2 separate regions of the Homo sapiens genome follow, and region 1 is linked to region 2. The links are chromatin contacts, found by POLR2A ChIA-PET in ENCODE. All regions are on one chromosome and are shown on one strand. Each heading gives the region's core, a stretch centred on a gene start or an enhancer-like site at or near the end of the contact. The rest is flanking DNA. Distances are from core to core; before and after follow the strand shown. Region 1 holds the start of OPN3 (opsin 3). Region 2 holds the start of RD3 (RD3 regulator of GUCY2D).

Region 1 (3,852 bases), core at 248-2,747, about 30 Mb after region 2:
ACCTACCAAGATTAAAGCAATAAAGTATCAATGGATTTCAGGATTTAAAAAAGGAACTTTAAGCCTTGAGAAATACACATTTCTATTTCAAATCTCCCTACAAATGAAATTCCTGAGGCACACAAAAAAATAATTTCCTTTCTACGCTTCCTTCAATGATTTGCTGAGTTGTTGATCATCCTTCAAAACATCATGTCTCAGTGAAACTTAAATCTTCCATAATAAGAGTACTGTCGAAATACATCTTCAACAATGAAGTTCTACTTTAATGAAATCTACCGATTGCAGAGCTAATTACAGTATTTGTTCACCTGAGATGGTATTGGCTGAGCCATTTGTAATCTCACCCAAGATTCTGGTGTGCTGGAACCCATCTATAAGACGGAAAATAGTAAAAACAGCTTACAGGGCACATGCCAATTTGCATTCTGAGGACCTGAATGAAACTGTCTCATTCCCTAGAAAGCATTCAAAGGTTTACAAGTACTAATGAGAATTTTTTTTTACACATTGTTATTTTGGTTTTCTACTCTCATTTTAGGAAACAAATAGTAGTACATGAATCTAATCTCATCACTCCCTCCAACTTTCACGAGTTAATCACTTTTTTTCTTGAATCTCTTGACTCTACAGGCCCTCGTCTCTTTCCTCAAAGTGTAAAAAGCCGTGGTTTCGTGCCTTGTTGAGTGATCTTAGGAGGTAAAAACAAATAAGAAAGGAGGCGGGCCGGGGTTTGGGGTCAACGTGGGGGGCAGATGAGAGACCACAGGAATGGAGTCCTGGACAGCGTGGGGCGGGAGGGGACGGAGGAAGAGGAAGGCACCCGCCATGCGGCTGGGGTCGGGCAGCGTTGAGGAGGCGAGCGGGGAGCGGGGCGGTGTAGGGCGGGGGGCGCGGGGCCGAGCGGGAAGCGGTGCGGGGCGGGCTGGGGGGCGGACGCACGGAGCGGGCAGCGGGGTGGGGAGTGGAAGTTTGCAGAGGGGAGGCTGCCTTCTCCCAGTCCAACTCACCGAAGAGGCTGCCGCTAAACCCGTCCCACACGCAGCCCACGGTGTCCCACACCCAGCCGTTCCTCAGGCAGGACACGAAGGTAAAGGTGACCCCGAAGAGGGACACCAGCAGGTCGCTGAGGCTGATGTTGACCAGGAGGAGGTGAGTGGGAGTGCGGAGCCGCTGGAACTTGTAGTAGAGGACGAGCACCAGCAGGTTGTTGCCGACGCCCAGCAGCCCAATGGAGCCCAGCAGCAGCGCCAGGCGCTCGTAGGTGCCGGGGCTGAAGAGGGGCGCGGGGCTCAGTGTCCCCGCCGGCGCCGGCCCCTCAGCGCCCGCGGCCCCGCCGCCGTCCCAGTAGCCGTGGCCGCCGCTGCGGTTCCCCGAGTACATGGCCCGGCGCCGGCGCGCCTGGCGGGCGGAGGCGCTCAGCTTGCGGCGGGGCTCGCGGCGCGCTCCGCACTGGGTGGGGTTGGGGCTCCGCCGCCTGCTCTAGCCATTGTGCACTGAGGGGCCCGCGCTACCGCGCGCCGGGCCCGCCCTCTTCCCGCCCCTTCCGCCCGGCGCACCCCCCGTGGCCCCGCCCCTCCCCGCGGCCTGTCCTCGTCGCTCCGCTGCTCCCGGCGCGTCCTCTTAGCCCCGCCCCCCCGCGGGCGCGTCCTCGCGGCTAGCTCGCCCCGCCCCCACTGGCTGGGCACCTTCCGCTGGTCGGCGTGGACGCGCGTCGCGGGATAGCCTGGGGGCCAGGGCCGCAGGGTAGCCTCGATGGCTCTTCACACCCCCACCTCCCTGCACCCACCTTGAAAGCTTCGTGTCCACTCACCCATTCATGCACTCACTTATACATTCATTTATTCCTAAGTATTTATGAGCGCCTGCGCCCACCACGTGCTGGCAAGAATTGGGTTTCTCCCCTTCCTGGGAAGCTGTAATAACCCACAACCAGCCTACGAAGCCCATCCCGCGTCATACACTCAATGTAAACAAAAGCAAAGAAAACATTGAAGAGCTCGGGGTAGTCTTACCGGAAAACTGAGAAGAAAAACAACAAATTGATAGACAGGTGCCTGCCTAACTACCTGACTGCTAGAGGACACATGTCCCAGGGCTGATACAAGAGCCTGCCACCCTTGGAGAGTCTGGGATGAAAACTCTCTGAAAATGGCATTCCAATGGAACTGACTTTAAGCCCTGGGCTGGACCCCAAGGCCTTCCAATACCGTCCTTCCTGTGCTTGAAAGCGTGGGTAGATCTTTCCGGTCACTGAGGCCTGCTAAAGTCCTTCACAGGCAGTGAAAGATTCAACCTAAATCTAGCAGGTATAGGAGGCAGGTGCTATATTTAGAACAGCACACATTTCCCATTGGGCCTCTTCTCCTGTAGTGATGAGAATATAGTACAAGTCAAATATAGGTTGTGAACGTCATCACACTCTGCAAGAGCTGCTTCTGCCTTTGTGGTTGCACAATCCCTAAGGAGGCCCTACAAGAAGATCACAGTCCCCAGCCACACCTGCAGCCTGTCCTGGACACTGGTGACGAACACAGGGTTTGTGCAAGCTAAAGAAACTGCTCTCCATACGGGCGTGCCTCACCTCTGTTTGAAAGATCAGTAGGGAATGACTAGCTTGGATCAATCCACATTCTGAATTCCCTGGAGAGAGGATCTAATAGGCTGGCAGCAGCTCTCCACCCTGGTGCACTGAGCAATAGCTAAGGGGCAGTGTGCTCTGCCTTTGACACCTTGATTTTCCTTCAAGGCTTCTGCTCTGGACTCGCCATCTGTGAGACTTCCTACCCACCCACCCCTTAAAAAACACACACACACTTTTAATTGTTAATTTTAGATTTGTACAACCACTGAACAAAACATAACTATTTAACAAGTTCTATATGTTTAATGTCGAAAGTGTTTTCTGTGTCTAGTCTACAGTAAGTTCTCAATAAATAGTAATTTGAATGAATGAATAAAGAACTCGCTATATTTTTTCCTATTCATTCTTCATTGCTGAGTCATTGCCCTTATAAAGCTCACATTCCAGTCGTGTTGGGAGAACAAACAAAAATTAGATAAATACGTAGGGTGTCAGCCACTGACAAATGCCATGAAGAAATAGGGGTCAGGCGTGGTGGCTCATTCCTGTAACCCCAGCACTTTGGGAGGCCGAGGCAGTAGGATTTCTTAAGCCCAGGAGTTCAAGACCAGCCTGGGCAACAAAGTGAGAACTGCCCCCTAACTCTTCAAAAAATAGAAAATTAGCCAGGCAAGATGGTACATGTCTGTGGTCCCAGCTACTCAGGAGGTTGAGCCAGGAGCTATGGGAGATGGGGCAAGGAGTTTGTAAGAGTTAAAGAAAGAGGAAAGAAACACTAATAGCAGCTCAACAGTCAGACAGTGTTATTTGGAAGAATAAACCTAAGAGGGGCTTCTGGCCGATTTCGGTCAGGAGCACTCTCTTACAGACTAAGAGTATTTAAGGATTTTAGAGTGAGAGAGCTTATCACAGGCGTGGAATGTTTCTGTTTGGAGAAGAAGTTTATTGCCAAGTTGGAATGTCTCTGTCGGAGGGGAGGTTATCTCGGGGCTCGCATGTCTCTGGTCAGGGAGGGGTTTATCTTAGGGTTGGAATGTTTCTGGTCGGAGATGTCATTTGTGGTGTATGGTCATGCTGACCTTAGCCATTAGGCTGATGCTGTTTGGATTTAGGTGGTTTTTGATCAAGGGGAACTTTAAAATGGCAGTGCTTGTCCATGATGGTGATGCACCTGCTCTGTCAAGGTTGTTATTTAGACAAGGTGGTTATGGGCAGGAGTACTGTATTGGTATGTTGGAGGAACAATAAGGAAGCAAGAATGAGAATCG
Region 2 (3,559 bases), core at 277-2,776:
TCCAACTTTACAGATTGCAAATTGACCTTATTTCTCTTTGGCATCACAGAAAAACAACCTATAATCCACCAAGCCAGATATGAGCGGGCCTGACCTGTGGATCCTCTGCCCACCTGACAGACATCTGCTCATTTGTCGGGAACCCCTCAAGAGACAACTCCTCCCTGCAGCCGGCCCCTCACTTCCCCCCACCCATGGAGCACTGATCCCAGCCACCAGGGCCTGACACAAGGGCCCATCACCATGGCATCTAGCAAACACGTTTCTCACGCTTTGGGTTGTATTTATCTCTTCCCCACCTAGCTATGAATTCTGCAAGGGCGAGAGGAATGTGGGTTGAATCTGCTGCACATGGTAGCACTTGATAAGCGGTTCCTGAATGAATGAGTGAATGGCAGCCAGTCCTTCCCATTCTGAGGCAGAGGTGCAGCCAGGAGAGGGCGTGTACACAGGTCTGACTGACCACAGTGGGAGGGGACTGACCCTCATCCCTTGGTCGCAGCTGGACTTTCCTTCTAGGCCCGATCTCCCTGGCGCCCCACCCTGCACCCATCTGCCTGGGCCCACTCTCCTGGGCATGTTATCAGGGATGCACAGACTGCTCCATGTTCGAGGGGACTGAGGCACATCCATCACCCTCGTGCCCTGGGTGCTGCTGCATCCCCAGAGCCTGACTCTGTGCCTTGGACTTAGTAGATGCTCGAATCACAGTTCGCAAACCCATGCAAGAGTCTCTGATTTGGGTTTCGCTTTCCTTCCCCCTGCCTGTGTCCACTCTATAAAGGCAGAAAGGAACCTGCTGGAGCTGGGTCCTCCCCGAGAGGCTTGCAGTTCCAGAACAGGCAAAAACAATGGCTTCCCACAGGTTTACAAAACAAGGAGCAGGCTATAGCCCCGAGGAAGCTGCAGGACCCTCATCGGTTCCAACTCCTGTGGAACTGATGAGGACTAAAGGGGCCTTCCTGTGGCCATCTGGGTCCCGGAGGTGGGCGGCTTTCTAGGCTCCCCAGCCTGCCACACCCCTTGAGGCCACCCCACCCAGCTTCAAGCCTCAGCCCTAACTTCCAAAGGTGCAGCTGTGCCAGGGTGCGGGTGGGGAAGACACTGTCTCCTGGGGAGACCTCCATCTTACCTCTGAGGTCAGCCTCTGCTCAGGTGCAGCGTCACAGCAGGGGGCCTGCGTTCTGCTTCCCAGTCTGGGAGAAGAGAGTGTCTGGATATTTTCAGGAAAAAAAAAGAAAGTTGAGCAGCCACAGCAGGGCAGGGCAGTCTACATCCTCAAGTCTCCCTCAGCTTCTCTGCTGCTGCCGGCTGGCCTCAAATTTTGCCTCTCTTTGGTTCTCTGAGAAGTTTTACCAAGAGAAGAGACAGGAGGAGAGATCCAGCCTGGACTATTGTTTGTGGGGTGTGTAGGTGTGTGTGTGTGTGTGTGTGTGTGTGTGTGTGTGTGTGTGTGTATGCGTGTATGTATCCCGCGAGGCTGGAGCCACAGCTTCCCTGATGAACCATGGAGGCGGGCCAGCTCCTGAGCTGCGGTTGCCCTGGAGACCCACCTAAGCCTCTTTGCCTGGAGCAGCATTATCTGTAGAGGGAGTGGCTGATCTGACACAAAAGCCTGAGGCGACCCAGGCCCAGGCAGTGAGGGAGCACTTGTGTCCAGATGGCATTCTGTCCGCTTCCTCCTCCAGCCGGTGCTCAGTGTGGCACAAACTGGGCAAGACCATTCTCACCCAACCCTCTGCTGAGCCCTAGGTGTACCTGCTGTTGGCAAATGTTTCCAGCTGCCTGGTGGGTGGCTCCTGGATGGAGATCCCCTCTTTCTATCAGCTCCCTCCTACAGGGAAGGGGTGATTCTGGGTGCTGAGGACAGGGACCTGTGAAGATACATCTCCGCCTTTGCCCCACCACATCCCTTGCCTGTCTTCCTCTCTGCTTATCTAAATTATTTCCTTCCCTCAAGGCAAGCTCAAGAGCAGACAGTTCTGACTTTCAGAAGGAGGGGCTGTCCAGGGAGAAGAGGAACATGGAACAGAAAGCATTGACGTTGAGGTATTTGAGATAACATTTGGGGATAGCAGAAGCATCCTGTTGCTGTTCTGCAGCATCCCACACTCATGTCTGGGCCTCCTTCCTGTCTCTGCTCTCTGGTCACGCTGTCACTTGTAGACTGTTCTGCCTAGAAGCCATGTGTGGGCCAGCTTGCACCTAACAGACATTAGGTAGCACTAAAACAGATGCACACTGCCCTGTGAGGGGCATGGGAATACTGTAATGGGCATGAAGCTGCATTATAATAGATCTTAGGTAATCCTGTGCTGGGTGATAGCGTGACTTTTGCACACATCTGGTTTTGATTGTGTTGGAAATAAAGCAGAAAGTACAACCAAGAATAAATTAAACAATGGCTGATGAAATGGACTCAGGTTGCCCACCTGCCTGCCTGCATGATTTCGTCCCTGGGTGATTTGTCACTTCGTGCTTGCTCTGTGGCTGGTTCCACTCAGCTGGTTCCATCCGCCTTCCCTCTTCATCCATCAAGCAGGCAAGATTCTTGAGTCAGGAGTTGGATCATATACTTCTCTTGACCAGTTCACAGCACGACAGCCCCAAAGATTGAGTGGGTCACTTGGGGATGGAAGATCCCCACATTTGAGGGAGCTGAAGCTGACTTCCTCTGACCCACAGTTCCCAGGCGGCCTCCACCTCAGGGCCAGCTAAGGCCAGAGTCACCCAAAGCAGGTAACTGGGAGTCCCCACCTCTGAGCACCCCACCACTATCCTGGCACTTTCCCAAGGGGCGTGGCTTGGAGGTCCAAGGGCAGAAATTCCCAGGCATTTCCACACTGTAGGGAAGGGAGCAGGGGGATGACAAGACTTTACCTTCCCTTTAGGAAAGTTGCTGGAGGCAATGAGGAGAGGAGGGCATGGACTAAGTCACATGCTCATCTGTGCAGCACGTATTTCTAAAGCACCATTCTACAGGGGCACCAAGCTAGGAGCTGGCTGAGCCTGGCTCTCCTCTCTGCACACATCCCAGCCAAGCCTGTGTGTGCTGGATTGCTGGATCAGATGAGGAGGAGGTGGAAGTCTGGCAGGCAGGTGGGGAGCAGGGACAGCATTAGGGCCCAGAGTTAAAGACTTTTATCTCCAAGTAGTACAACCTTGGGTCTGCTACTGACCATTCTGTGTTTGAATAAAAACAATTCATCCCTTTTCTATAGCCATGCTTTTGTATTAATATCTCCCCTTCTAATGCACACACAATGAATGTAAATGAGATCATAGAGGCCAATGTCTTGAGCCATCAGAAAGATTTTGTCGCAGCAGCTGCCAGATGAGCTTCAGGACTCCTGACCCTGGGATGCCAGGGAACAAGCACACAGACGACTTATAGCAGTCTCCCTGGCAGACGCAGCTGGCCCCTCTCCTGCATTTTTCAAATGGTGCCTGTGATTAGAAGAGGGAGGCACTCCCTAACCCACGACCCTCCCTGACAGCTGCCTTGATACCGTAACTCACAGGCCTTGGTGGGTGTGTTGACTCCTCATTTATTCTGATT

The links. ChIA-PET counts read pairs that join two places held with the same protein, here RNA polymerase II (POLR2A).
Region 1: POLR2A ChIA-PET joins it to region 2 with 10 read pairs in activated T-cell. The contact joins the promoter of OPN3 here to the promoter of RD3 in region 2. POLR2A ChIA-PET finds 5 or more read pairs at or near these places in 2 of 52 experiments (Panc1 and activated T-cell).

Annotation. Positions count from the first base shown.
Region 1 is chr1:241,638,872-241,642,723 of GRCh38, forward strand. OPN3 (opsin 3) reads right to left here and starts at 1,498. Exons shown (of 4, transcript NM_014322.3): 1 at 1,011-1,498. The coding sequence starts at 1,383. It overlaps CHML (CHM like Rab escort protein), which reads right to left and starts at 1,498. Exons shown (of 2, transcript NM_001381853.1): 1 at 1,011-1,498. RefSeq lists enhancers at 625-1,195, 1,196-1,765 and silencers at 868-917, 1,248-1,827.
Region 2 is chr1:211,490,636-211,494,194 of GRCh38, forward strand. RD3 (RD3 regulator of GUCY2D) reads right to left here and starts at 1,527. Exons shown (of 3, transcript NM_001164688.2): 1 at 1,133-1,527.